7 separate regions of the Mus musculus genome follow, and all the other regions are linked to region 1. The links are chromatin loops, found by intact Hi-C in ENCODE. Cell type or tissue: left cerebral cortex. All regions are shown on one strand. Region 1 has its middle 2.7 kb from the start of Gse1. Region 2 has its middle 66 kb from the start of Gm51556. Region 3 has its middle 59 kb from the start of Gm39264. Region 4 overlaps Gm10614 (a long non-coding RNA gene). Region 5 has its middle 8.3 kb from the start of Gm32968. Region 6 has its middle 71 kb from the start of Gm39264. Region 7 has its middle 37 kb from the start of Gm39264.

The links. A loop is a pair of places that touch in the nucleus more often than their neighbours do. Peaks named below come from ENCODE experiments on the same cell type or tissue, not always from the same donor. Only the 100,000 strongest peaks of a DNase experiment are listed, where the experiment ranks them.
Region 2: it touches region 1 in a loop (2.3-fold over the local background); 8 of 42 quality-filtered maps call a loop at or near these places.
Region 3: a loop joins it to region 1, with 2.8 times the contacts of the local background. A loop is called at or near these places in 19 of 42 quality-filtered maps.
Region 4: it touches region 1 in a loop (7-fold over the local background); 3 of 42 quality-filtered maps call a loop at or near these places.
Region 5: it touches region 1 in a loop (2.2-fold over the local background); 18 of 42 quality-filtered maps call a loop at or near these places.
Region 6: it touches region 1 in a loop (2.4-fold over the local background); 20 of 42 quality-filtered maps call a loop at or near these places.
Region 7: a loop joins it to region 1, with 8 times the contacts of the local background. A loop is called at or near these places in 2 of 42 quality-filtered maps.

Annotation. Positions count from the first base shown.
Region 1 is chr8:120,532,748-120,536,747 of GRCm38, forward strand. It overlaps a transcript of Gse1 not described here. Among named protein-coding and RNA genes, the nearest start is that of Gse1, 2.7 kb to the right of the region's middle. In left cerebral cortex, a CTCF peak has its summit at 2,433 (motif pointing left); DNase peaks (open chromatin) are centred at 230, 2,429, 3,371 and 3,871; H3K4me3 peaks cover 1,504 bases; H3K27ac peaks cover 873 bases.
Region 2 is chr8:120,422,797-120,426,796 of GRCm38, forward strand. It overlaps a transcript of Gse1 not described here. Among named protein-coding and RNA genes, the nearest start is that of Gm51556, 66 kb to the right of the region's middle. RefSeq lists an enhancer at 1,112-4,000. In left cerebral cortex, a CTCF peak has its summit at 1,007; DNase peaks (open chromatin) are centred at 1,910, 2,432, 2,913 and 3,882; H3K27ac peaks cover 1,688 bases.
Region 3 is chr8:120,402,545-120,406,544 of GRCm38, forward strand. It overlaps a transcript of Gse1 not described here. Among named protein-coding and RNA genes, the nearest start is that of Gm39264, 59 kb to the left of the region's middle. In left cerebral cortex, a CTCF peak has its summit at 2,172 (motif pointing right); DNase peaks (open chromatin) are centred at 2,260 and 3,907.
Region 4 is chr8:120,597,360-120,601,359 of GRCm38, forward strand. Gm10614 (a long non-coding RNA gene) reads left to right here. Exons shown (of 4, transcript XR_003947476.1): 3 at 1-1,245; 4 at 1,545-1,919. Among named protein-coding and RNA genes, the nearest start is that of Gm10614, 10 kb to the left of the region's middle. In left cerebral cortex, CTCF peaks have their summits at 2,392 (motif pointing left) and 2,592; DNase peaks (open chromatin) are centred at 1,451 and 2,369.
Region 5 is chr8:120,317,345-120,321,344 of GRCm38, forward strand. It overlaps a transcript of Gse1 not described here. Among named protein-coding and RNA genes, the nearest start is that of Gm32968, 8.3 kb to the right of the region's middle. In left cerebral cortex, CTCF peaks have their summits at 2,320 and 2,523; a DNase peak (open chromatin) is centred at 2,309.
Region 6 is chr8:120,414,303-120,418,302 of GRCm38, forward strand. It overlaps a transcript of Gse1 not described here. Among named protein-coding and RNA genes, the nearest start is that of Gm39264, 71 kb to the left of the region's middle. In left cerebral cortex, CTCF peaks have their summits at 1,536, 2,445 and 2,957 (motif pointing right); DNase peaks (open chromatin) are centred at 496, 1,323, 2,701 and 2,758; H3K27ac peaks cover 2,484 bases.
Region 7 is chr8:120,380,098-120,384,097 of GRCm38, forward strand. It overlaps a transcript of Gse1 not described here. Among named protein-coding and RNA genes, the nearest start is that of Gm39264, 37 kb to the left of the region's middle. In left cerebral cortex, no CTCF peak of the experiment used is centred here; DNase peaks (open chromatin) are centred at 1,730, 2,636, 2,940 and 3,947; H3K27ac peaks cover 2,398 bases.

The DNA of each region.
Region 1 (4,000 bases):
GGGCTGGGTCACTGGGTGGAGGGGCTGGCCAGGGTTAGGTACAGATTTTGAGGCTCCGGGTGGAGATGCAGGAACAGGGGCAGTTGGTGGCCAGGACATTCTTCTCCTGTTTAGAAACATAAAGGCAGGCAGCCTGCGCACACTGGCTCCCTTCTTCTCCCCTCAAGTGCCCTCTTCCCGCCCGCCTTCCAGCCGTGGGCCACGGCGTCCCCATTCACCGGGGCTCGGAGGCGCTCACAAAGCGAGGCAATTAGAATTGAAAATCTATGCAAAACAGCTGTTAACTGGTTGTAAAAGAGTGCAGCTGTGTGCGGGGCGCGGGTGGGAGCCGGCGCTGAAAGCGCAGGAAGTGGCGCCGAGGCCCAGGGTTAAGAGGAAAACTCCCCAATGGGCCGAGGGGATCCGCCAGGTCTTAGCCCCTTCCTGCTGCCTGGGTGACCTCAGTCCCCAACAGCCAGCCGTCAGACCCGCATGTTAGATGGAAAGGAGTCCACTTTAGAAGGTCACCGGCTGCCTTCCGTTCCCCGCTGTCCCGCATCATGTCCTGGGTCAGCAAGCCTGAGTTACAGGCAGTTAGAGCCTGCTTGCCAGCCCCCCAGCCCTGGGCAGTCACTGCTGTGAGACAAGGGTCTCCCCCCCCCCCCCCAGAACAGGGTGTCATTCCCATACACCCTAGAACAGTTTAGTCAGGGTAAATGCGCCTTCCCAGGCCCACTTTTGTCTGAACCGGTAAGACCAGCCTGGAAAGGTGAGTTCCAGAGGCAGAGATGGGAAAGCCTTCTAAGAGCATAGATCTGAGCAGGGTTTTGAAGGATGGCTGCTGATGTGGAAGAGGGAAGAGAAAGAAAGTGGAGCCGGGTTTGAGGGCTTGCCAGCTGCTGTGGAGAGCCTGGCTCAGGTGGTCAGGATGGATGGAGTCTGGGCAGACCCTCTTTCTCTGCTTCTCAGCCCCCCTTCCACCAGGGTGGTTTTCTGGGTACCAAGAGTTCATCCAGAGACTTAGCAAAAGCAAAAATGCTAGAAACCCAAGGCCAGTGGCGCCCCCCCCCCCTTCTGCAGGGTTTCCTACTGCTGCAGAGGAAGAGCCTGAACTCAGAGACACCACCTCCCTGCCTGGATAACTAGGGTAACAAACTCCGCTGAAGGTCTCCTAGTTGGGGGTGTGTGGGGGGTGTGGATTGTCGGAATACTGCCAGGTGTAAGTAAGCAACCGTAGGTCAGGCTTGTGTTCCAGTTTCAGAACCTTGAGGCAGGTTCATTGACACTTGGAAGTGGTGCTCACCACCTGCCTGGCCAGACCTGGAGGGCACTGGATGACAAGAGCCCAGCAAGTCTTTGCTGGGAAAGTTTCTTTGTGATGGCTAAGTCTGGTCCATGCTGCAGTCTAGGGCTCCAGTGTATGGAGGTGCAGCTGCCGGGGGACAAAGCAGTCGCCTCTGGTGAGGGCAGCGGACTGGTCAAAACTGGAAACCACATCATCTTATGTCTTCCTGCCCAGCCCCAGGAGGAAAAGACTGGGAGGCACTTGACCTCCAGGGCTCACTTCAGACGGGGTTCAGGTGGGAACACGACCTTGGTGAAGGAGGCTCTAAGCCTGCAGCCTGCTCTCTCACCTCCCTAACTCTGGCTGCCTCACATGCCCGCCTGTGGGCCTCTGGTATCTGCCCTGTGGCCTTTCTGAGCTGTGGCTCTGTAATTTTCAGTTTTGTTTCTGGGGAGGGCCCGGGCGGTGGGGGGGGGGACTTGATGTGTGTCCAGTGGATGCTGCCCATACCTGTCCTGGTTCTGGCAGACCCTGCAGGTCCAGAAACCCCTCCTGCCTGGGGTTTTGAGTTCATCGGTTTCTGAGGTCCAGGGCTTTTACAGAGGAAACCAGGCTTAGCTGGGCTGGGCTGAGGGAAATCCTGCTTCCTATTCTAGGTGGCCCAGCGTGGCAGAACCCTAGCAAGGAAAGTTGGGTGCTCCTGTGTCCTAGACGGGCAAGCATCCTGAGCTAAGAGGTTCTGCTCACCTTCCAGGACCGTCCCTAGCACTTGATGTTTCAAATCCTCTTTCAGCCAACTTCCCTAAACAAATGGAACTGAGGGAAAGGACCCAGAGAGCAAAGGCTTGTATAGCTTGCTGGTGGGGTGGGAGCCAGCAGCTGCGAGGAGGAGGGGGAGGAGAAAAAGGAGGAGGGGGCGGCAACTAGAGGGAGGTTAGCTTTTAGCCTCGGAGTCGGGAATTAGCAGTCCATCCATACAGGGTACATCTCGTTAACAAGGGGCCAGCCACATGGCGGCTAGAGAGCAATTCCCACCCTTAAACTCAAAGGCCCTGCTCAGGATTACTGATTTCCTGGGGCAGGGTGTAGGGACAGTGAGGACCATCCATCTCCTGGTGACTGCCAGCCTTTTCTGGCCTGAGTGCACATAGCTGGCTCACTGCTGTCCCCCTGTGGCCATCGTGGGTGTCTGTCACCCTCTTGCTACCTTGGACAGTCTGGGGCTGGATGGAGACCAGACTCCTGGTTTGAGAAGCTGGGGGAGGATGCCTGGCTCACCTGCAGGCTTGCAACCTTGACTACTTTCTGGGCAGGTACCTCATTTGAAACCCCGGTTGGGGGTACGGTTTCAGCGGAGCTGCCTTGTATTGGGGTGGGGTGGGGGAGAGCAGCCAGCTTCTTAAAAAAAAAAAAAAAAGCAAAACAGGTGGTAGCTCATAGTGGTCACCCACAAATTTATAGGATGGCCTGCCTAGTTCTCACCAAACAGGTGACTGAACTTGGCCTTCTAGATACCCTAGGGAGAAAGGTGCGACAAGATTTGGAGGAAGAGCCTGGTGTTGTTACCTGGGGAACCTGGCCCGCAGGCAGCGCGGCCAGGTGCGAGCTGCTCATTTACATGTTGTCCCCTCCCCACCCCCCCAAGCCAGTAATCCAGGTGGGAAAGGGGTTGGACCAGCCCGGGAGGTTTTTCATTTTGTTTTTACGGCTCGAGGCCAGTTGTTTCTCCTGACACCTCCCTGTCCCCCCTCCCCCCTCCCGCGTGCGATTCCCGACGGGTAAAGGCGCCTCTCCCCGCCCCCACTCCTGGGGAGCCCGGCGCATCCTCCTGGTCTCCAGCGTCGTAAACTTGCGGAGGCCACGCTGCCCCGGGCGACGCGAACTAACGCGTGGACCAAAGGCCGCGCAGCGCGTGTGTGGGGCCAGGGACCCGGTGGCCGCAGGTAGGAGCAGCAACTCCGCCCTCCCTCGCCCGCCCGTTTCCCTTGTCGTTTGTGGTCGGCCAGGGGCTTGTGCAAGACTGGCCCGGCGTGCGCCCCCGCCCCGCGGCATCGGCGGCTTCTGCTGGCGCGGGCCCCGAGCGCTGCCCGCCGCCGGCGTCATCGGGAACAGATGGACGGGGGGTGCTGGCGCCCGCGCTCGCTCCCGGCGCTGTCCCGGCTGGCGCGGGAGGGAGGAAGGCGGGGGAGGCAGCGCGCGCCTGCGGAGCACTGCGCGGGCATGTCCCGGGGCAGGTTTGGGGCTGGCACCGCGGTGGAAAGTTGAGACCCGCAGCGGCGCTGAGGTTCCCCCCCCAACCCCCCCGGTGCGGTGGCCTCCGGGCTTGAAAGTCTGAAAGTGGAGGATCATTAAGAGAGCTGTGTAGAAAGGCCGGGCGGGGGAGACCCCGGGACCTCGCGACGACCTTGCCACCTCGATGGCTGCTCTCTGCGCGCTGGGTCCGGCCGAGGGTCCCCGGCTGCCTGGCTCGCGCTGTAACCTCGCGCTTCCCGGGTGGCGGGAAGGGGGTGTTTCTAGGGATCGGTCGCGTTGTGGGCGGGGACGCTGGGGCCCACAGTCCCTCTCCGCGCCGCCTGTGGGTGCCGAGGAATTTCAGGACGCTCCCTGAGTCATCCCCGTGAAGTGCCTGGGTGAGGTAGGGTGGGTGGGGGTGCCAAGAGTGGGAAGGCGGTGCGCTGGGGCCGGTGGCGCGGTGGGTTGTGCCAGTTTCTGGAGGCGGCGGCCTCGCCTCTGACC
Region 2 (4,000 bases), 110 kb before region 1:
CCTCTAGCCCCTGCTGACATGGCCTTTGGAGTTCAGGGGCTTAGGCAGTGGAAGTGGACCAGCCATCTCTGGAACCCCAAATCTAGAAGTACCGCTGTGCTTCCCTGCTTGATCTGGGGGTCATCGTGAAGAGGCAGGGTTCTGTGCTCAAGGGGTAGTACTCAAGTGGAGCAGAGGCGACGGCGACAGAGCCATGCCTCTGTGAAGACACTCTGGAGTGAAGGCCATGAACCTATGGAGACCCTGAGGAGTCAGGCAGCAGGGACTGAGTGCTGCCCCCCACCTCTGCAGGGAAATGGGAGGCAAATGAGCCAGCACCCCCCCCCAACAAGTGCATGTGTGAGAGCTTTAGGGGGGGTCAGGCTCTGCCCCCCAATATCAGGGCACTCAGGAGAGCAAAGGTCACATTGTGGCTGGGATCTCAAAGTTTCTGTTCCCCAGGCAGAGTCCCAGCTGACAGCCACCATGCCCAGGAATGGTTGGAAATGCCAATTCACAAGCTGCCTCTAGGCAGGCTGAGCCTAGCATTTGGACTTGCACGGCTCTTATGGAGATGTTGGGGCTCCCTATAGGCTGGACCCCTGTGTATGTGATCAATAAAATCACCCCAGCCAAAGCCTGAGAACCCTGAGCCTTCCTGCTGGCCCTGGAACGCTGTAGACCGATATCTGTAGCTACCCAGTGGTACTCACCCTGAAACATGGCCTCAGGGTCCAGATGGAAGCTAGGATGCGTTCCTGGCTCACTTGCCCTGAACACTGTCTCCTCTGCTTCATAGAACTGAGGACTGTCTGTCATTTTCTCTTCCTGAGGCTTGCAGGGCTAAGTCTGAGCTGGGAATAGAAAGGGGGGCTTTTCCCAGCATAAGGCTTTGGAGCCAAGAGTTTGATTCAGGGCACACCAGATCTTCCCTAGCAGAGCCAGCAGCAACAATAGCTTGTGTAGGTCCCCTGTGGTTACTAGAAGAACGCGCCCCTTCCTGCAGGCCGAGCCCTGCCTTAACCATGCCTGTTGATAAATGCCTAGAAGTCGATCCTCACATCCAGGTGCTCTTGAGTGACTAGCAACTTAGACAACTGTCCTTGACACCCGGTTGCAGTCAAACGTTCCCAGTGGGCTCCAGGGAACTTAACACACAAGCTGTGGGCCTGCTCATGCAGTCTGGAGAGATCAGGCGCTGCCTTTTGAGGTTCCCACCGTCACACCTTCCCTCAAGTTCTGAGGGCCTGCTGACCCATGGTGGGGGGGAGGGGATCTTCTCTCTGCTAACCCCAGTCTCTAGCCCTCACCCAGATAAGTTACTGGCTGAGATACCAATGACTAGGCCAGTGTCCACCTAAGGACACCTGTGTCCCTACTCCTTGTAATAGTGTACAGCTCCAGGTGCCCATGAGACCCTCCAGGGAAGCCCAGGTCCAGCTTCCAGGGACTCTGATGTCTGATGTCCTCACATTGGCTGACTGCAGAGAATAATAAACACACCTTGTCCTCGAGGGCTGAGTGACAGGATAGCCCAATGCATAGCATTTGGTGAGGGGTGTGTGTGTGTGTGTGTGTGTATGTGTGTGTGTGTCAGGGGGTGCAGTGGGGGGAAGGACTTCCGAGGAAAGCTGCCCAGCCTGCCTGCTGATGTTCAGGGACCAGGGCCTCGGAGTGCCTCCGTACCCATGACTGGCAGGGAATAAAGTCAGGAGACCAGGGAGGGCCACCCAGCAGGAAAGTGGGCAGCTGAGACCCCAGCTCAGGAGGAAGCATCGCTGCCCCAGCCTGACAGTCCAAGGCGGGGAGGAGCCTGTGTGAGGGCCAGACACCCAGGACCCATACACCCACACAAGCCTGAGGGTGTTTTTGCTTTGAGACAGAGCCAGCCTCAGCAGAACACTGCTCTACCAGGTCCTGTGCCTCTGGGAAGCTGGCTTTCCCTGGCGTCTTGATCTCAAGACCACTGCTGTCCCAGGGTCTGATTCCTTGTTGCAGGAGCCTTTCTGGATGCCAGAAGCATTCTGTCCCCCAGTGCTGAGTTAAAGCTGCAGGCTTTGTTGGCAGAAGATGCCCTGTAAGATATATTTCTCCCCCCCACTGAAATCCCCTACAGCCTTTCGACTTTTTGAGATGGAGACCCCTGGTAGTGTGGTGGTGTGGATTCCGCCAGGCATGGGAGCCTTTGGATCCAGTGTGAGCCCTATGTGGCCTCTTTGGAGGTAGGGGTGGAGTTGGAGAGACTGTGTATGCAAGCAAAAATCTGCCTTAGTGGGAATCACCGTCCCCTGCAGTGGATCCCAGGATAGCCCTTAGATGCTGCTGTGGCCCTGTGGCTCTTGCCCCTCCACCACCTGCTGAAGTCCACGCACCTCCTCCTGGCTCCCCCTCCCCCAGGTAACATTACTGCCTTTGCTCCTGGCAGCTCTGGAGAGAGGGAGCTCTCCCTCCTCCCACCCAGCCAGCTCTCAGGCTTTAGGCCACAGTGATTTAGTGGGTGGGAGGAGGAAGGCAGTTGGAGAGCCCTGGAGAGCCTGCTTGGCATATCATCAACATTAGGTGGGAAGGGGGAGCCAGCATGGCCCCAGTGGGAGCCTGGAGCGAGACATTGCAGCCCCAGGGAGGAGACCGTTCTGTGGGGGCAGCTGTCACTCAGGCCACACACATACAAACACCAGGGTCCTAGAAGCCTGGGGCTGGGGGGTGGGGGGAGACATCCAGGCAGCTGCCCCCAGGCAGGGCTCAGCCCTAGGCCAGGAGCTCAGTGGGGGCAGAGAAAGGGATCAGGGAAAGGCCCCACCTGGCCCTGTTTTCTCCCTCCCTCCCTCCCTCCTCTCTCTCTCTCTCCCTCCTCCTCCCACTCCCCCCTCATCTCAGATGGAAAACACAAAAGGAAAATGAGCCAGGGCCCAGGTCTGGAGAGCCCCAGCCCGCAGGCTTAGAATGAAAAGCAGCCCCAATTAGAGGCTTTGGAGCCGCCAGCTTGATGCTCCGCAGTTGAACTGTCACTGCGGAACCTTAATTAGCAGTGGTGGGGGAGAGGTCAGGACTGCTCAGCAGTCTTGACAAGCATTATCAAGTGCACAGGGTAGGGTGGGCAGGGTGCCTCGGGGGTGACCGAGATGGAACTGGAGGGAGGGGGGAGGAGCCCAGAGGCTCCCAGGCTGACACCCTCTGCTGTCCTGTGATGCCACCACACATACTCAGGGATCTCAATGCTGCTCTCCTCCCTCCCCCGCCCCCCATCTCTAGAGAGCCACAGGACACTACATACTAGCTAACTCCAAATCACCTGCCACTCACTGTCTGGAAGCACCTCAGAGTCTGTGTATCCCAGAAGGGGCAGTGTAGCATACTGCACATGAAGACATGGTTGTCTCTGCTCCAGGGTCTCAGTAAGTGTGTTCCCCTTGGGAGAGGAGGATGGAGACTTAGGCAGCCCTCCCATCTCCCCCATTTGGCACACCTCCTCCAGGCCAAGTATGCTTCCACACACACCCTGATCCTCAGCCTGTTACTCAGAAAAGCAGCCATCCATTTGTTTTGAACTGATAAGTCTCCATCTGTGGCCTGTGGTCCTCCTGAGCCTGTGGTCCTCCCGTGCCTGTGGAAAAGGCTGGGGAGGTCACCTGACACCTGCCAGGCTGGAGGCCAGGGCTCTGCAGTGGCCTGACCATTAGCAACCTAGGGATAAGGGTCAACCCCTAGCCCTCTTGTAGCAGGGATGAAGCAGCAGGCTGAGATCCAACAGGCAGAGCTGCAGGTGGCCTTGGTTGTGCCGATAGGGAGTGGGAGAGAGATCTCTGGCCTCTGCCCGGTTTCTCACCAGCACTTGCTGTAGCTCTTTCTTCTGCAGAGCTCTATAGCACCAGTCACCCCGAGTCATGTGGGGAGAGTCACAAAGCAAACCCTGTCTGTACCTCGGAGGGCTGAGTGACACACCAAGGGAGGCCTGCGGGCAGTGCTGCAAATGAGGGTGGGCAGTCAGGACCACTGAGGTGCCCCATCCAAGAGGCCTGAT
Region 3 (4,000 bases), 130 kb before region 1:
GCCAAGGTAGGCTCCTGTCCCTCCTCAACTTGCACAGCCCAAGGCACATCTCCGCAGGTCCAGATGTGCAAGGTCAAATTCTGTGTGTGGCGACCATCTTGTAAAGTCAGCCCTTCCATCTTATACCTGGAGTGCAAGGAGCACCTTGGAAGGATGCCAACCCTGGACAGGGCCAGATGGTTACCTAGAAACATCCTCCAGGAGTCGGAGGGCACAGAGTCTAGGACTGTTCATCCCACGGGGCTCTTGGGCAGCTCTGACACACTCTGTGTAGATCACGCTTACGGTGCCTTCATCTCTAGAGACAAAGCCAGAGTCCTCACACTGGCGGTCGGCCGGGCCTCATGTGACCATCCTGCACCCTCCAACCCTCCCTGTGTCCCCTTACTCAGAGCTCAAGCCTATCCGGATCTGCCCCGGCCCTCTGTGCTTGCTACATTTGTTTCTCTGCAGCTCTCTGTCTCTTTCAGCACCCAGCTTCAACCAAGCCTCCCTCTTAACCTCAGGAATCTCTATCTGGCGCCCCCCCCCACCCCCCACTCCCCCCTCCCCGCCTCCATTTTCTCCAGCTTTGGGTCCCAGAGCACAAGGCCAGGGATGCCTGCACTTGCTCTCTGGCTCCTTGCTAGACCATCAGCTCCATCAGTAAGGTGTTCTGCTCAGTGCACATCCCCATGACTAGCAACAGGGCTAAGTGCAGAGTAGATAAGAAGCAAAGCCAGACTAGCATCATGGCACACACCACTAATCCCAGCACTCGGGAGGCAGAGGTAGGCAGATCTCTGTGAGTTCCAGGCCAGCCTGGTCTACAAAGCACGTTCCAGGACAGCCAGGGCTATACAGAGAAACCCTGCCTAGGAGGAGGAGGAGGAGGAGGAGGAGGAGGAGGAGGAGGAGGAGGAGGAGGAGGAGGAGGAGGAGGGGGAAGACGAAGAAGCCAAGATAAAGACAAAGGAGCAAGACAGTATGGGGGCTATCTCACTCACTTTGCTTCCTGGGTACCACAGTATGCCAAGTCTAGCATGGCCACACCCGTAGCATCCTAGGCCCCAGATGCAAGCTTGATACGTTGTTACAGTTCCTACAGCCCATGATGCAAGAGCCTCTTGCAAAGATGAGGGAACAGACACAGGGTCACCACAGGGAATGAAGTCTGCATGAATATACAGTGAAGTGGTAAGATGCACACAGAGCTGGCCGGAGATGTGGCTTGATGGGTGCTCACATAGCAAGCCCAAGGCCCAGGGGCCTTCCTCAGCTCCTCATAAACCGGCATGGTGGCCTGTCTGTCATCTCAACACAAGAGAGGCAGGGATAGGGATAGAGAGGCAGAGCGGGGATCAGAGGTTCAAGGTCATCCATAGCTAAGTAGCCTGTGCTGTATGGAATTCTGGGAGAAAGGGAGACAGAGGGAGAGGGAGAGGGAAAAAGAGCACACCATAGTGACTTATGTTAACAGCTAGAGGCAGACAGGAAACCACATAGATCTCTCTCTCTCTCTCTCTCTCTCACACACACACACACACACACACACACACACACACACGAGAAGAAACTTTCAAGGTGACAGTCAACCCAGCCAGAGCTCCCCTAACCCAGAGGAGTGGCCAGGAACAGCAAGTTTCTATGGTACTTGGGTTGGAGACCGAGGCTGCCTCCCTCCACCCAGGTTTCTGTGCCTTGCTTGAGAACCAGGACGTCTTAGGACAGTGGCTGTCAACCTCCCTAATGCTGCTACCCTTTAATACAGTCCCTCATGCTGTGCTACTGTTATGAGTCCTAATGTGAATAACGTGAATATCTGTTGTGCTACCCCAGAGGGGTCGAGACCTCCAGGTTGAGAACCTCTGCTCCAGGACCAGCAGAGGGTCTCTGAGGGTCTCCTAGCCTGGCTCACAGGTGTGTCTGCCCCAGGCCATGGCTCTCAGCTAATGCTACGTTCCGACGAGAATCCTGGAGTCCAGATTCCTCTGTTAAATTTGATTTTGTTTAAGACAGCATTGTCCAGGCTGGTTTGGAACCTGAAATCCTCGTGCCTCCGCTTCCCAGCAGCTCAGCTCTCTAGTGTTGACGTACTCTGAAAGCACAGTTCTTAGGTGAGAGACACAGCCCACGGCTGGTCAGCTGGCCTCACTCTGATTCCAGGCCTTTTCTCTTGGGGGGTGTCTTTGGCCTCCAGGGGGCGATGTGGAGCCCTCAGCATCTGCCTGTCTCCCCTCTGACCCTAGGCCTTGCTTGACCTGGCTGCCTCTGTTCTCTCAGAGCTCTCCCAGCCTCTGTGCAGGCTCCTCCCAGCCCACCTGGGCAGGCAAGGGCAGCACCCAGCGCCCAGCCACCCACACGCTCTCCCCTGACAGCTTCATCAAGCCCCCACCATCCGGGCCCATTGTTCATGACATCTGTTTCAGTAAGTGATTAATTGCAATTAGTGAGCGATTTGAAAGCCCTGGAAAAATACTCAGCAGAAAACTCATCAAGATTAATGAGAGGCAGCCTTTCAGGGAGGGGCTGGAGACCCACTGCACAGCAGGGACCCAGCAGGAGCATCCCCACCTGGGCAGATGTGGAGAGACACTCTCTGAGGAGATGACACCACCTTATGCCCTAACTCACCCCTCCTCCCCCATCAACCACCCTTGGGTGATTTCTCATCCAAATGCATTTATTTATTACCCACTAATAGGCTATTAATAAAGTCCTGTGAGTGTGGTAAGATAAGGAACTGAGGGCAGAGTGGATGGCCAAGCTTCTGGAACATTCTATCATTGACTAACATGGGAGGGCCTGAGCGTGAATCCTCCTGCAGGGAGATTTCTGGGAACCAAGGGTGAGCAAAAGACAAAGCGAGAGTCAAGTCCCGGCTGGGTGCCCTGCTTGGCACATACTTGTCACTCTAGTGTTTAGGAGGCAGAGGCAGGAGGATTGCTGCAGGTTTAAACCCAGGCTAGTCTTTGTAGTGTGAGTTCCAGGACAGCCAGGGCCACCAAGAGTGAGACCTTGTCTCAAAAAATAATAATAAAGAAAAAAATAATAGCTGAGAGACATGTCTGTGACTGAGATCTGGCTACACCACCTTGCTTTCTCCACAGCCTTCCAGATGCCCAGGGTCACATGTCTAGAAGTAAGTGGGTTTGAGGGTGGTGATGGTGGATGATGGATGGATGGATGGTGGATGGATGGATGGATGGATGGATGGTGGATGGATGATGGTGGATGGATGGATGGTGGATGGATGGTGGATGGATGGGTGAATGAATGGATGGGTGGATAGATGGATGATGGATGGATGAATGGTAGATGGGTGGGTGGGTGGATGGATGGATGGATGGATGGATAAAAGTGAGTTGGATGAGGGATTCTAGCTGGACTTCGGATACTCGAATGGATAGATGGAGGGAGAGAAGGGCTGTGATGGCTAACAAACAGTGGTGATGGGCTTCTTGTGGATGGTGGGGACATTAGGTGACTAGGTGGATACACAGTAGTGGCTGGCTAGGCAGGTAGACAGCTGTTGGGTGACTCAGTAGTATAAGGAAGGAGCGCTGTAACCCTTCGAGGGGAAGCACCCTCATGCTTGTTTCTCCGGTGCCAAAGGACTGAGCCTGGGTGTGACTGACTGTGGCCCAACCCCTGACCAGAGGAAGCTGAGGCCCATGGGTGGGAAGGACTTTGTACAGTCAGTCACAAGACTTACTGTGATAGGGTTGAGGACAGTGCTTCGTTCCGACAGCCTGTGAGGCTCCTAGAGAATGCCTGGGTCCCCTCTTCTCTGTCTCTATGGTCCAGGTGGTTCTTGGGCACTTAGACAGGCAAGGACAACTCCCTCCATGGCTCACTCTGCTCTTAACATGAATCCCTTGCAAATGTCCCACATTCTTAGAAAGTCTGTGACTCACTCGTAGGTTTGACTGGCAAGCCGCACAGATCTTCCATCGCCGTCTTCCCAGAGTTGGAAAAAAAGCTCACACCACCACACCTGGCTCTGGGGATTCCGCCCTGG
Region 4 (4,000 bases), 65 kb after region 1:
TCCACAGTTTGACAGCTGGGCAGAAGCTCTGGTTCCCCTTCAAGTGGTGATGCCTCATCCCAATCTTCCCAAAGTAACCTGCATGGGATTTGTCAAAATTGTTCCGGTGGTGATGCAGGCCTCTGGCATTCCCCGGCCTCCTGGGTGCTTGCGGTAGTTACTGTGGCTGTGGCTCGTGTGGCCCCGGAGTTTCTGGGTGTTCCTCATTTCATTGCATGGTGGCAGCAAAATGGAAAGAGCTTTTTCTTTTCCTTTCTTTTTTTTAATTTTAAAATTTTATTTATTTATTTATTTATTTTTGTTTTGTTTTGAGACAGGGTTTCTCTGCATATCCCTAGCTGTCCTGGAACTCAATTTGTAGATCAGGCTGGCCTCGAACTCAGAAATCCGCCTGCCTCTGCCTCCCAATGGTGGGATTAAAGGCATGTGCCACCATTGCCTGGCTACCTGTTTTTTTATTAACATTAACTTTTTGCTTATGTTTTCTGAGACAGGATCCCACTTAGCCCAGGCTGGGTTTTAACTTTCGACATAACTGTGATTGGCCTTGATGTGTTTTGTAAAGTCAACAATATGCTTTAAAGAGCGAGGTACGGTGCAGTGGGTTAGGGTACCTCAGCGGGCCCATGCTAAGGCAACCTTCCCTGCAAGGTACCAGCCGTAGGTCTAGTATAGCATAGAGTTTATTCTATTGAAGGGGGGTTGAGAAGGGAGTAGAGACAGAGAAAGAGAGAGGGGAGAGATAGAATGAGAGAAAGATATGGAGCTGGAACAAAGAGACAAAGAGAAAACGCTGGCCAGGAACATGGAGGGGGCAGGAGAGGGAGAAAAGAGTCAGAGAGAGCAAAGGGGGTCAGAGAGAGAAAGTCAGAAACTTTCCTTTCCTTTCTTTCTTTCCTTTTCTTTTCTTTTTTCTTTCTTTCTTTTTTTTAGGGTGTCTATGACCAAGGCTAGCCTGCAACTCATCATGTAACCCAGGCCTGCCCCAAACTTGAAGCTTCTGCCTCCCAAGTACGGAGTCTAGAGAACGGCCACGCCTGGCTGCTGTCTAGGCTTCTGTGGGAGTTTGAGACGGATGGAGTCAGGGGTGCAACTTACTGCGTGAGCAGTGAGTACCAGGGGGACAGATGAACGTCCACAAACGCCTTAGCCTTTGGGAGCCGTGGGTACCCGGAGGAGCCCCGCACCCCGTCTGGAAGAACCAGAACGCAGATCGAGCCTCCGGCTCTCACCAGGTGGCCACAGGTATTTCCCACCCACCTGTGGCTGTGTGCAGCCTGGCAGCGGGTCCCGCCCCTCCCCGCGAGCGAGCGAGCGAGCGAGTGAGCGGCCTGTTCTTGCCTGCAGCTGGCCCGCCTCCTGGTTTTGGCGGGGGAGCCATCGAGACAGCCCCACCGCGCACATTCTGGCTGGGCCAGGCGCGCTCACACGGCTCCGACATGGTGTGAATACACTCTTGTGTCTCTTTGCCATCTGCTGCTGTCATTAAAAAATTACATTTCCATCTGTTTTCACACTCCCCCGCCCCGTCTCTCTTCCTGCAGGAAAAGACATGAATCCCAAGTGTTGTGATCAGACCGGTCCTTGTCTCCTGGAGCCTGAAAACCGGCCTCGGACACACACAGGAACTGGCCCGGTTGCCCGCAAGCAGCCTCTTTAGTTTCCTCTTTAGTAGCCGTTGGCCGTGATCTCTGCTCACCCCAGTGCTGACCGGAGCTATTCACGATGCTTTAAACTATTTTAAGCTGGGCATGATGGCACACACCTTTAACCTCAGCGCTCAGAATGCAGAGGCAGGTGGATCTCTGTGAATTTGAGTCTAGCCCGATCTACATAGAGAGTTGCAGGGCAGCCAGGGCTACATAGAGAGACCCTGTATAGAAACAACAAAAATAAAAATGTGGGTTTGCTTACATGTATGTTCTGGTGTTCTTAGAGTCTGTATGAGGGTATCAGATACCCTGGAACTCCCGTTACAGATGGTCGTGAGCTCTCTGCAAGAAGGACTCTTAACCTCTGAGCACCCCTCCAGCCCCGGCGTTTTGACGTTTGAGTCTCTCTTCCTTCCTCAGTCTCTCAGAGCGCTAAGATTTCAGGCCTGAACCCAGGCCCCAGATGCTGGGCTCACTTTGCTTTGTTTTGTTGGGTTTATAGGAGATAGTATCGCCTGGTAGCCCAGACTGGTCTTGAACCCCCTCAGATACATAGTGAGAACCTGTCCCCTAAAGAGGTGTGGGGTAAGGTGGGGTGGGGCGGGGTGGGGACAGGAAAGCAGGTTCAGTAGTTATGAGCATTGGCTGCTCTTGCAGAGGACTCAAGTTCAGTCCCACAATGGTGGCGCACAGCCAGCTGCAACTCCAGTCTCGGGGGATATGGTGCCCTCTTCTGGCCTCTTCTGGAATTGCATGTGTACAGTGGACAAACATCGATAGGAATTAAATAGTTGACAAAATTAAAGTTTAGAAACGAAAGGGGAAAAGACCAAAAAAAAAAAAAAAAAAAAAAGGAAAGGAAAATAGGGCGTGGTGGTTTACTCCTTTAATCTCAGCTCTTGGGAAGCTGAGGCGGGGGCATCTCTGTGAGTTTGAAGCCAGCCTAGAGAATTCCAGGACAGCCAGGGCTACATAGATAGACCTTGTCTCAAAAACAAACAACCCTCATTTTAAACCACTGCCAAGGAGACACTCACCCTAAATTAACACAATCTTCAACTTTCTCCTTAATTTAAAATTACTATTATTATGTGTGTGCAAGGGAGAGGTGTGTGTGTGGGCCCACGCGCACGCATGAGAACATGTGGAGAGCTAAGGACATCTTTGTGGAGACAGTTCTCTTCTTTCTCCTTTATATGGGTTCCAGGGATTAAACTCGGGTTTTCAGGCTTCATGGCAAGCACTTTTACCCAGTGAGCCCTCTCACCAGCCCTGCATCTTCAACTTTTTTTAAAAAAGATTTATTTATTATCTGAAGGTACACTGTAGCTGTCTGTCTTCAGACATAGCAAAAGAGGGCGTCAGATCTTGTTATGAATGGTTGTGAGCCACCATGTGGTTGCTGGGATTTGAACCCAGGACCTTCAGAAGAGCAGTCAGTGCTCTTAACCGCTGAGCCGTCTCTCCAGCCCCACATTTTTAACTTACAATAGATTCAAGGCTCACTTGGAAGCTCTCAAGAGGATCTGAGGATGGCGAAGCACAGCTGTAATCCCAGAGGTTGAGAGGTTCAGGCTGGAAGGCTGGAAGGTCAGAAGTTCAAGGCCAGCCTGGGCAACATGAGTCTCTCTCTCAAACACAGAACAAGATAAAAGTATCAGTAATAATGGCACATGCCATTGTCTCAGTATTCAGAAGGGGAAAGGAAGAGGCAGGAGGATTGGGCTACATGGCAAGATTTTTGTCTCAAAAAAAAAGGAAAAAAAAAGAAAAAGCCAGAAGGTGATAGCACAAAACTTTAATCCCAGCCAGGCGTGGTGGCACATACCTTTAATCCCAGCACTCAGGAAGCAGAGGCAGGCAGATTTCTCAGTTCGAGGCCAGCCTGGTCTACAAAGTGAGTTCTAGGACAGCCAGGGCTATACAGAGAAACCCTGTCTCAAAAAAACAAAACAAACAAACAAACAACAACAGCAACAAAAAAAACTTTTAATCCCAGCGCTTGGGAGGCAGAGGCAGGCAGATTTCTGAGTTCTGAGTTGGAGGCCAACCTGGTCTACAGAGCAAGTTCCAGGACTGTGGGAAGCCATATGTGCCGTTGCAGAGTGGCACTGACTACTGCTGGCCACCACGCATAAGTTTGGACAAACAACCAATGTGTACATATACAGGAAAGTTTTTTGCAAAGACACTGCTTGGCCCAGGCATGATAATGAGGCTTTGAGAGTATAACCAATCAGATTTGAGACATTCAAATGAGGTATGATAATGAGGCTCTGTGAGGTACAGAGAGTAGCCAATCAGATGAGGAACATGCAAATGAGGCGTAGTGCATAACCAATCCGGGT
Region 5 (4,000 bases), 220 kb before region 1:
CAGCCAGCTACGGCAGGGAGCCAGCTCTGACATGTCTTTAAGGCTGTGCCTTGGATGTAGGGTGGAAACAGTGGGGCCGGGGCGCCACCTCCCCATCATGGCTCCAGCTAGGAGCAACGAGGTGGCCCATACCCTCCGTGTTGCCCCGAGGCCTGGCTAGCTGCCCTCTCCTCTCCTTGTGGTCTTTGGTTATGGAGTCATTGCCAAGCCTGCTACAGGAATGTTCATGGTTAAACCTCCCAGGTCTAGCCTGAGTTTTGTTTTATGGGCCATTTGGGTCCAGCAAAGTGGTACCCTCCACAGGGAGTGTTTACTCATAACCCGGGCAGCTGGCTGAAGCGGTCTGTACTCTGCCCAGAGGGCTTCAGTGAATTCCTGGGAACAGCGGAAGACCTCAGAATGGGCAGTCTCTGGAAGCCATGGCTCTGGGAACACATGTTTACCTGATATCCACAGATGCGCCCACACTTGTGCCTGCAATGGGGGCCTGCACCCAGAGGTAATGGTGAGGATGGCTTAGAGGGCCGTCTGTCGATGCCGAGGGCATGGGGGAGACACTCCAAAGGAGGTGCTGAGGCACACTCATCTTCTCTTTTGTCCTGTTGGTTCCTATGGGGACAGTGATGTCTAACTGACATCAGTCTCTACCTCTCTGTTACCATCAATGGCATGGAGACACACTTTGTCAGCTAGATTGCCTTCCCAGAATCCATCCTAGGTCAGGGCAGAGAGTCCCCAGGAATGTGATTACCCTTTTATCCTGTGACCCAGGGCCTGGTTTTCAGACCCTGTTGCATGAACCTAAGATTCAGGATGCAGGACCATTCCCTGCCTGCCTTCCCGTCTGGTCTGTTGGGCCAAGCCCACCAGGACCCTGTGCAGACCTCAGAGCTCTGTGGCTCCCAGTCTGGGGAGGTGGGAGGGGTGGGCAGCTGCCCAGCCCGTTCTCCAGAGGAAAGCCGGATAGAGCCGAGATTTCTCTGGGGCAGTTGCCTGCCCACGTGCCCGCTTAGCCCCTGGCAAGGCTGCCATATCATACCTCAGCTGTACTCTTCCAGTTTCCCGTCTGAATGTCCTGTGTTGGGAGGTGGGCTGAGAAGGGAAAGAAGAAATCAAAGAGGAGGAGGAGGGGGAGGAGAAGAAGGGAGGATGGAGGAGGGGGAGGAGGAGGAGAGGGAGGAAAGACTGCTTGAGTGCGCTCTAATCTTCTTCCCAGCCGTTCAGCCTTCAGGAGCCTCCAATTAATCATTATTAATTTAATCCTCAATGACTCAGCCAAGTTCTGACAGAGACCAGCCGAGATTTATCCTACCTGTTCAGGGGATGACCCTAACAGAATTCAGTGGGTCGTCACTGCCCGAGCCAGGCCCCCCTTGGATCCCTCTGTGGGGATTTACCGAGACCCATGGCTTTCAGGGCATCGATGCGTCATCTCCAGTGGCTGAGTCACAAAGTGGCCGGCTGGGTTGCAGGGCTAGCCTGGCGAGGCCTTGCCACTGGAATGGCTGGAATGGGGTCTAGGAGACTGCAGGTTTTCATAGGTGCCCCTAGCCAGTGATACAGAATGGGGGTGGCGGCTCCTCTTAAACCAAACACCTGAGCTCCCCAGGGTCAGTTCTTGGCTTACTCTAGTAGGCGGCAGTCAGTGTTCGCTGCTTTAACAAATAGCTCCCCTTCCCGTGAGCTGTTGTTTCCTGCAGTGAAAATGGTTATATTTTCCAGCCAGGCATGGTGGTGCAGGCCTGTGATTCTAGAACTTGGGAGGCTGTAGTAGGAGGGTCACAAGTCTGAGGTCAGTGTGGGCTACAGAGGTACAGGGTACAGCCTCTAGATTCCATCTGTGTATATGTGTGCATGTACACCACACACACACACACACACACACACACACACACACCCCTACTTCGAACAAAAATGCACGTTTTTGCTGACATTGTGGCCCAGGAAGTGACCCTGGGGCCCTAGCATTGTCCCTCCTGTGTCCCACCTGGCCAGCGATGCAGGAAAACAGGCAGAAGTGACCACTTCTTTATGATGCTGTGTGGCCATGTCAGAAAAAGGAGAGGGATGTGGTATGCACCAGCTGTCTAAGCCCAGCAAGTGCCTAGCAATCAGGACAGGTAGCCAAGTGACCGGAGGCCTACCCTGTAGCCCATGGCCTGTGGCCTTTCCAGCCTCAGGTCCAGTCACACAGAGGTCAGCACACGGCCAGGAAGTGAGTGGGTCCATCTTTGGGTTTCTCTGTTGAGTCACACCCAAGGGTGCTACCAGGGAGCTGCCTGGGTGTGGCTGCCCTCCGGTGGTCAGCCAAGGTGCTGCTCCTGCCTGTCTCCTGCACGAAGCCCTCCCTGCCACCAGAGGGCGCAGGAGTGCCTGTCCTCTGCGCTGACCCTGTCGATTCAATTGTCTGTCTATATGAGCCCCAGACATGAAGTGGCTGTTACTTGACAAAGAGCCTGCCCTGTACCAATGATACCTGGACTTGTTCCTTGGACCTTCACAGCACCCCCACCCGGGTGCCACATCCAGGTTGCTCCCATCTTACAGTTAAGGAAACTGAGGCATCAGAAGGAGCTGGTGCCTTCCAGCAAGGGCCATAGGGCACGTGTGGGAGGAGCTAGCGGGATGGTGGAATACACCTGCAGCTTGTTGCTTTCTGAGGTACCTGGGTGTCGGTCTGGCTGGTTGGAGGTAGGGACACCCATGACATCAGGAGGCCTTCTAGTAAATGTGGGCATCCTCCTATAGCCTATTGCTAAGGGAAGTTTTCTTATCCATTTATTAAGAGTTGAGCCCCGGGCTGAGTAATGGCTCCGTAGTTAAGAGCACTGGCTGCTCTTCCAGAGGACCAGGGTTCAATTACCAGCAACCACATGGCAGCTCACAACTGTCTGTAGCTCCAATTCCAGGAGATCTGGCGCCTTCACAGGTATACATGCAGGCAAACCACCGATGCACATAAAATAAAATAAATAAAATTTAAAAAGACTTGACTCCGCCCCCATGGGACTCCGACCCCATGCTGGGAGTGGTGGGATACAGAAAGGGAAAAAAAACCAAACCCAGACTGGAGTGGGTACCTTTCTCTCTGGTTTGATAAAATGTCCTGCAAAAGCAATGGATGGATGGAAGGAAGGAAGGAAGGAAGGAAGGGAGGGAGGGAGGGAGGGAGGGAGAGAGGGGAGGGAAGGAAGCCAGGCAGGCAGGAAGGAAGTGTTTACTTTTACTCTCAGTTTGACAGGACAATCCAGCATGGAGGTAGGAGCATGAGACCACTGGGCACATGGCATCCAGAGTCAGCAAGCAGACAGAGTCGGATGCTGGTGCTCAGCTCGCCAGCCTGTGGCGTGTTGTGGCCCTCAGTCAGACTGAGTCTCCCCCCCCCCCTCAATAATTAGGTCTAGAAACTTCCTCACAAACGTGATTGGACACTTGTTTCTTAGAGGTGATTCTGATCTGGCCAAGTGACAGTCGAGAGTAACCGTTATGAACACTGAACCCCAAAAATGGTCTTTGAGGGGAAGTTCTCAATGAACATCCCCAAAAGAATATATACTTTTTTTTTAAGATTTTTTATTTATTGATTATATGTAAGTACACTGTAGCTGTCTTCAGACACTCCAGAAGAGGGAGTCAGATCTTGATACGGATGGTTGTGAGCCACCATGTGGTTGCTGGGATTTGAACTCCTGACCTTCGGAAGAGCAGTCGGGTACTCTTACCCACTGAGCCATCTCACCAGCCCAAGAATATATACTTTGCTGAGTTTGTTTACACAAACTCTAATCTAGCTACTTTGGAGGCAGAGGCGAGGAGGCCTGTCTGGACAACTTGGATAGCTTACTGCAACTGTCTCAAAAGAAAGAAAAATTGGGTGGGAGAGATGGCTTGGTGGTTAAGAGCACTGACTGCTCTTCCAGGGGTCCTGAGTTCAACTCCCGACACCCACATGGTGGCTCACAACCATCTTCTGTAACGGGATCCGATGCCCATTTCTGGT
Region 6 (4,000 bases), 120 kb before region 1:
TGGTGAGGTCTATAGCCCCAGCTCAGCTGGAGCCACATGAGCGAGGCCCATGAAGGCAGTTTTCACAGGGTGGTGCCTGCTCTTGACCTCTGGCATCCTTACCCTTGGCAGAAGAGCACATTTCTCTAAGCCTGTTTGCTCTTCTGGCCTACAAGTTCCCTCAGGGCCGGCTGCACCCTCCCTCCCCAGGCTCTGTCACTGCAGAAGCTTATAGTTCTCAGGCACAGCTCCTGTCTCCTCCTCATCCATCCCAGAGCCTAGAGCCACCTCTACAACTCCATGGCAGGGGCCCTATAGGCTGTAGCCTCTCATTTTAGCCAAGACCTGGAATGGGTCCTTGGGCAATATGGCCTCTCACTTCCAACTCTCTGCCCTGCGTCAGCCCGAGCTCCTGCTTGCTGCACTGGGGATTTGGTGAGCAACGTGCAACCCCCACACTCAGGGGCTACTCTCTCTGTAAGGATTCTTCACAGGGGCTGAGGAGAAGGCTCAGTGGGTGAACTGCTTGCTATGCAAGCATGAGGACCCCGGTATGATTACCCGAGCACCCACATAAAAGATGGCTGTGTGGCGAGTCTGTGATGCCACCACCACTGGGGAAGAGGAAAAGGCTGGACGCCTGGAGCTTGCTGGCTGGTGAGTCAGGCCTGCAAGCTCCAGCTTCAGTGAGAGAGCTTGCCTCAGAAAAGTCAGGAAATGTCAACCTCTGGCCTCCACACCCATGCACACACACACAAACACATACACACACACACACACACACACACACACACGCTCCAGCCATCACAGCCCCTGACCCCCCACCCCACCCCCAGTGGCTGGAGAAGCCCCTAGAAAGGGGTTCTCATAAGCTTATAGTGGTGGAAAACTGGGGCACCTAAGTGCAGGGTTCAAATCTCAGCTCCGTTTATTTGACCTTGACCCAGGTCTCCTCAGACTTCAGTTTTCCCACCTGGAAAGGGCAGCTGTAAGGACATCTTGAGAGGACAAGAACTAGGGATGAGGTGGGGGGGGGGGGTCCTTAGTACCTGAGTCCCTGTCACCTGTCACCACATCAGCCCTGAGCATGGTGCATCTTACCCGGAGCTAGAAAGGTGACCCAGACTTGGGGAGCTACACCCGGGATTGCACAGGGTTCTGAGCTGGGACTGAATTAAAATCTTGTTGTCCCCGTCCCGGTCTGTCAGTCTGTCATCGTCCCACCATGTTCCTCTCCCCCCCCCCCCCCCGCCCCCCGCCCTCCAGTGTCTGAAGCACATGGAGGGACAGAGAAGAAAACTAAACTGGGATTCAGGCTCCCACACGCCTCCATAGGCACAGCCTTCAAGCCATATGGTTCATGCTCAGTGACGGACGACCCAGAGAGCTCAAGGGATCTGTTCAGGTTGCATAGCTTCTCTCTGCCAGCCACCATGCTCCTGTGGTGGGTCAGAGTCACAGCATGGACACCTTGGAGCCTGCTGAGGCATGACTAACAGACGTCATGGCCGAGAGCAAAGATGCGGTGAACAACAGTGAGCAGAGTCAGGCAGCCTAGTGGCTGCCCAGAGATGGCCCCTAGACTGGAGTGTCTGACTTTGCTGCCTGCGGGATCCCCTTAACTTCCAGCTCCACTGCTTTTTTGGGGAAGCCCTTAATCCTGGTTGAGTATCTCTGCTCCTCCTGTGAGATGAAGACGTGGGCTGCCCCTCTTGTGGGACTCAACTGGCCTTCTGGATCTTTGTAGACTAGGTGCTTTCAAGGTGACGTTAAAGTAACTCTCAGTTATGCGGTGTGAGCATTCCAAAGGCAGCTACAGCTGCAAAGGGGACGGGAAGGGGCGTTTATTGAGCATCTACTGTGTACCCAGACACACTACAGCACCATATAGGGAACATGTCACCCAGAGAGACAAAGCGAGGAGTCCAGGAGGGTGATACCCACTAGCATCAACTTCTAGTACTTTCTAGGAGATTCGGACCCAGGTCTATGGTCATTTCCTCTCCCTCCTGGCAGGGCTGTGGAGGGACTTCCGGGTAGTGCTGGCGACCAGCCTGGGCAGTCCACCCCATGCCCTGAAGCCTGGGCAGGAGCCCAGGGCGCCTCGAGGGAGGGAGGCAGGCAGGCAGCAGCTGCTGCCCGCAGGTGAGCCCTGGCCTCTCCCTGGGCCTCCTGGAAGAGCCTAATGAAGTGCAGCTGTGAACTCCGGTTTTGGGTCAGGAAGGTAATATCTCATCTCTCCACACAGCAATCGAGTGGAGATCCGGAGCCTTCTGCCTCCCCGTCCCCAACCCTTGGCAAGCCGGAGAGCTGCTCAGGGGCTGTCAATATTGACTCTGCGGAAGGCAGGTGGCGGGGCGTGCGCGCTAGCCAGGCAAGAATCAGAGCCCGAGCTACCCCCAGGGGCCCAAGAGGTGGGAGCAGGGAGCAGCTGGTCGGGTGCCTCTGGAGGACCCTGGCTGTTTTTCCTCTCGTTTTAATTGCTCTTGGTGACTCTAACGGCAGCCGATTTCACCTAGCGGCAGCATACTGGCTCTGGCCCCCGCCGCGCACCACATCTGAGCCATTCAGAGGCGCCAGGCAGCTGTTCCCGGCCTAACCGCCTTTTCCGGATGGTTCCTGGCCTGGAAGGGCCCGGGTAAACAAAGCCAGGGGCGGCTGGGAAACTAAGGGCCTCCCTGGGACCGTGGCCAGCTGCTGCCCAGGCCCAGGAGGCGTGAGGGCTGAGCAGAGCCCTGGCTTCTACAGTAGGCAGTGGTCACCACCCTGCCACACCAAGCCAGTTTTCCTACAGCCCACAGGCAGGCGGTGAGCGCTTGCCAAGTAGGATAGATTGGATTTGAGCACGCAGCGGCAAGCCCCGCCCCCTCTTGTGTGATCAAGGCGCAGGAGCCTGTTAGGCCTGTATTCTGCTCAGTTGAGATGTATTTAATGAATATCCATGGGCTTTGAGGAAGTGGCCAGGGCTGGCAATGCTCTAGGGGGCAGCATGCCTAGCTGTCAGAATAGCTGCTGTGTGATCTTGGAGGGCTAGCTTGCCACTTCTGAGCCTGGTGGCCTCTAGGAAATGTGAGAGGTGGCTTTTAAGAGCCGCCCTGATACTTTGTTATTGTTAGGGAAGGCAACTACGTTTCCCCCACGGGGAATGAGACACAAATAATGATGAGGCCTCCAGCCCTGCTGATGCGGCTCACCAGGGCTCCCAGGGTGGCCCCGGGGAGGCAGAGCTCAGCCTCAGCCCCAAGACCTTCCCTTCCAGCACAGTGAGGCCCTTGTTTATTTCATGATCCGCTCTCATGTAGATGTCTTACCGTGTTTTTAAAAGCCAGGTGTGGTGACACACACCTGTAATCCTGGTACTCAGGAGGTGGAGGCGAGGGGATCAGAGGTCAGGGGTCACTCTCGGTAACAGCAAGAATTACATAGAATTAAATAGAGCCTGGGCTCCTGAGGTTTCAAACAAAACAAAACAAAACAAAACAAAACAAAACTAGGTTTATTGGGAGCTAAGGGTGCAGGCTCAGGGATTGAGCCTCTGCCAGAGATGAGACTCTGAGTCCATTGTCCTCATGGAAAAAGACAGCACGATTATCAAGGTCTAACCTGCAGGCAAGGGCACGTGAGTACTATTGAAGCCACATTGGGGAAAAAGATCCCCACCACAGTCACAATGCACATCTGCCCGCCCGGAGCATCTTGTTCTGTCCCTTTGGGACCCCAGGTCTGCTGTGGTCCCTGGGGTGTGTCTGGATGGGAGCATAAAGTGTGAAACCCTGCAGCCCTGTCTCTCCCTCTTTGAGGACTCGTGTCGCGTTGGTTCCGAGGCTAGGCTGCTCTTGGTGGCTGCCCAAGCTTCCTCCTGCTCCCTCTGTGTCCCTACCTGACTCCCGAATCTGTGTCAGGTCCCACCATGGCCAAAGAGATGTCTTTGTCCCAGTCAGCCAATGGTGGCCAGCAGAGATAATCAAAAGGATGGGTGTGTGGAAATAGTGTGCCACTCTGGCCTGGCAAAGCCCTGCAG
Region 7 (4,000 bases), 150 kb before region 1:
TTATTTGATGACTTGAAACAGGGTCCCACGTAGCCCAGGCTAACTTCATACTCACGACAAAGCTGTGCATGGCAGTGAGCTGCAGATCCTCCTGCCTCCGCCCCGAGTGCTAGCATCACAGGTGTGCACTGCCACACTGGCTTATGTGGTGCTAAGTTATCTGAGATTTTAGGGGTTCACAGGGTGTCCTGTGTTTTAGCAGCAGTCCTATGCAGTACCTTACCTGCCGTGGTAGAAATGGGAAAGTGGAGGCTCTGGGTCGATACCTCAGCCAGGGTATTGTGGAAGCAACTGGAACCAGGTGGGCAGCTTGAGTGGTTCCTAGGGACTGTGGCAACTCTACAAGCTGGCGTCTGAGCTACACGGCCAGGGCTCCCTCAGCTCGCCCCACTTGGAGCAGAGTGACGTCTCTGTCTCCATCGCTGCTGTCTGGAGTTCAGAGAATAGTGGCTGCTACAGCCTGTGCCCCGTGTCTTACATTCTAACTGGGAGGAACAGAGGAGAGGTTGGGGACCTGTCTGTGAGATAGGTTGCCTGCCCCCTTGGAACCCTGCTTACAGTTACATCTGATGGCATTGCAGCTCCATCTATACAGCACCTTAGCACACAGTAAGCACTGTTCAAATGCCCCTCCCTTATATATCCCCATCTACAAGTGCCCCAGGGGCACCTGAAGGGCTTGCCTGTTGCCCTCATTTTCACAAAGAGCCATCTCTTCCTGACTGATGAAAATCTAGAACCTTCTGGAACATTTCACGGTTCTGTGTGATTGCTCACAGACGGAAGGAGTCCGTATCTACAAGGCAGTGGCCAGCTCTGGAGCAGTGAACAAGTCCAGCATCCTTGTCTCTTCCCTCTGCTTCCAATCTGAGGGCCCAGTCTGGGACCCTGGCACTGTGCTTAGCTCTGACTTCAAGCACACAGCCCCTCTGACTGCCGGAGGGCAGCAGGGGCTTGGATGGTATTTGGTGGCTTCTGGATGGATGAGGGTTATGTCTGCATACAGCAGAGCGCGCCCCTCTGGGAACCGCCTGTCATGTCTGGTCAACCTGAGAGCCCGGGGTGGCTCTGGACAACAACGGATGGGAGCAGGGTGGTTTCTGCTGGACTGCGAACGGGCCGGGCAGCTTGCAGACACACCTTCAAGGGCAGGCCCAGCTGTGGGCTGAGGGGGGAAGGGGTAGGATCCATGGGGGGGGGGGGCAGCACAGCAGGAGAGGAGGGAGCACAGGGGCCTGAGGAGTTAAATGTTAGTAAGTAGCCCTGTGCTGGTGAAGTAGGCCAAGGCCATTAGTGTTCATTAAAGTTTAATACCTGTCGGGGCTGCCTAGCCGGGTGGCCACTGCTCTAATTTGATGGGTGTAGAGGGAGAATTCACGAATAATCTCGGAGGCTGGGGGATGGCTGCTACTGTGCGAACAGAAAAAGGACCAGAGGAGCAATACTTCAAAGCCAGTGCTTTGCTGCTCAGTCCCTGGGGGACAGAGGTGCGGTGGCTGCCCTCCAGACTCTCCCTTTGTCCTTAAAGTTCTAGGCCCTGCTAGAGAAAAAAACAAACCAAAAAAAAAAAAAAAAAAAAACCAAAAAAACCAAAAAAACCAACTTACAGATATTTTATTGATACATGAGTGTTTTGCTTGAATGTTTATACGTGTATCACATCGTGACCGATCCCCAGGCACAGATGGTTGTGAGACACCGTGTAGATGCTGAGAACTAAGCTTGGTTTGACTCTCTGAAAAGCATCCAGTCCTCTTAATGGCTGAGCCCTCTCTCCAGCCCCTCCATCTTGTTCTTTGTAAGCCACAGTGACCTGGAAGGAATTCACCAGCCCTGATTGGATGTTCACTGTCCCCCAGAGCACGTCCTGCAGCAGGACATGCCTATCTCATGGCCACTGCTTTGAAAAAGCCAGCCTCGGGCACTAAGCACACATCTGTGACAGCCAGGCTGGCCCTGAAGGAGGTGGCTTCAGCAGGGAATTAAGCCAGCAGGGGGGACGTTCCTGATATTGTCCATAGACAGAGCTGGGCACCTGGGTCACAAGCAGGAGAGAGCAGAGCAGGCAGGCTTAGGATGTAGGCTTAGCTATAAACCTCTGAGAGAGATGGAAGTGGACAGTTAGGACTCGTTCATGCCCACAGAATCTAGGCTGCAGAGCTGTAGGGCATCAGTTACAATAGGGAGTGCCACAGGGGAGAGTCAAGGCAAGCTGGGGTCTCCGCCCCACTCCCACCCCATGACTGGTCTGCAGTCTGGGCTCACTCACAGAGAAAGATCCTCCTATTGCACAGGTGGGCAGACTGAGGGGGCTCTAAGGGTGAAGCAGCAATGAAAAGGGGCCTTAGAGTCTAGAGGCCTAGCCAGGATGGCCCCGGGCTGGCATGTGTCCTGGCTGGAGACACTGCCCCATGGCCAGTGCCCAGCTCCCCCCCCCCTTGGCTCGGCGGCTGGGCACGATGCCCAGCCTTGCGGCAGGACTCCGGGGCTCCCTTCTCGCCAGGGCTCCTGAGAAAATCCTTCTGGTCTTTGACTCATTCTTAATAAAGGTTCTTCCATCTGCCAGCTCTGTCCTCCCCTGCCCACGCTCTCCAGGGGCCTGCCCAGAACAGCTCCTGTCACCACCACCCCCTGCCACCTCCTCCCCAGCCTCGGCCCCTTTCCCAGCCTGGCCTGGAGCAGAGCCCAGAGCCCGCCCAGAATAGATCAGCCGTTGGAGAAAGAAGTGATGTCTTGGGAAGGCCTGGCCAGCTAAGTCCCCCCAACCCGATCTGAAGACTTGGCGGCCCTGTCCCCTGGCTATATGCCTGCGGTTTCAAAATGCCCCCTCCCCACCCCAGCTTCCCAGTTCTAGCATGTTCCAGTCAGATACAAATAGAGCTTTGCTGAGTCTCAAGTCAGGCTGCCCGCTCCTGGCCTCAGCCTGTCCTCACTCCCAGCTTGCGGTCCATCTGTGTTGGGAACCCACTGTGCCCTGTGAGGAGGAGGTGAGAAGCAGACTCAGAGCCTCCTCTAAGCAGCTCCACAGGGAATGGGGAGCCAGCCAGTGAGCGGGGAGCCTCATTTTAAGAGCTGAGTGCAAGCCCGAGTGAACCAACACCCGGCTGGGTCTCTAGACCCCCTCTCTCCCTGCCACTGTGGTGCCAACACTCTCTGGTCTAGATAAACACCTAACCCTCTCCGTCAGCGACTGGTGTCTTCCAGAGCCCTTTGCAGCTGCTGGGACCATGGGGACGGTCCAGGCCCATAGGCTTCCTCATCCCTGGAGCCTGAATGTGATATGCTGGATTCAGGACACCGAGGTCACTGCCAGCTCCACAGTCAAGCTGGGCATCCAGGCACTGCTCAGACAGAGTGCTGCTTCTGGGGACTTGAGTCTACCATGGGCAAGGGTGGAATCAGGAGAGCCTCACCTGGGCGCTATAACTTCCGGCTGCCAAGATCTCAGCTCCTTCTGTACATGAGCCAGGGTGCCCTCCCCACAGAGCTCGCAAGGTCAGAGGCTGAGAAGGAGCAGAGACAGAGACAGAGGCACACAAAGATGCAGAGGTGGTTGCGGAGAGAGGAAAGGGCAGAGGGCCTTTGAGTTCCTGGGGCGGGGCAGGGTCTGAAGCAGCTGGGCTTGCTCTCAACGGGTGGGAGGAAAAGGGCAAAGAGGCTCAAGGAGGGGAGAGGTAGGTCAGGCGACCTGTATCAGAGGCTGGGCCTGGTGTGTCCCTGCTTGGTTCACATGATCTCCAGGGGGCCCAGGGCTTGTCACTAATCCTAGAGGCAGTGCCCCCATTTCCTGCTTCTGGAACTGTCACATCCAGGTCACAAGTTCCAAAGTCACCTTCCATGCAGGGAGCTGGGGTTTCTGACTCAGCCCTGAGCTGCCCAGAGCGCCTGACAAGGCAGGAGGTACCACCTGCCGCCAGCAGCCATCTGGTCCTCTTGCACCACGGCTCCACTCCACACCTGGGCCTCCTCCCTCATCCTTCTCCAGGGACAGGGCCCCGGG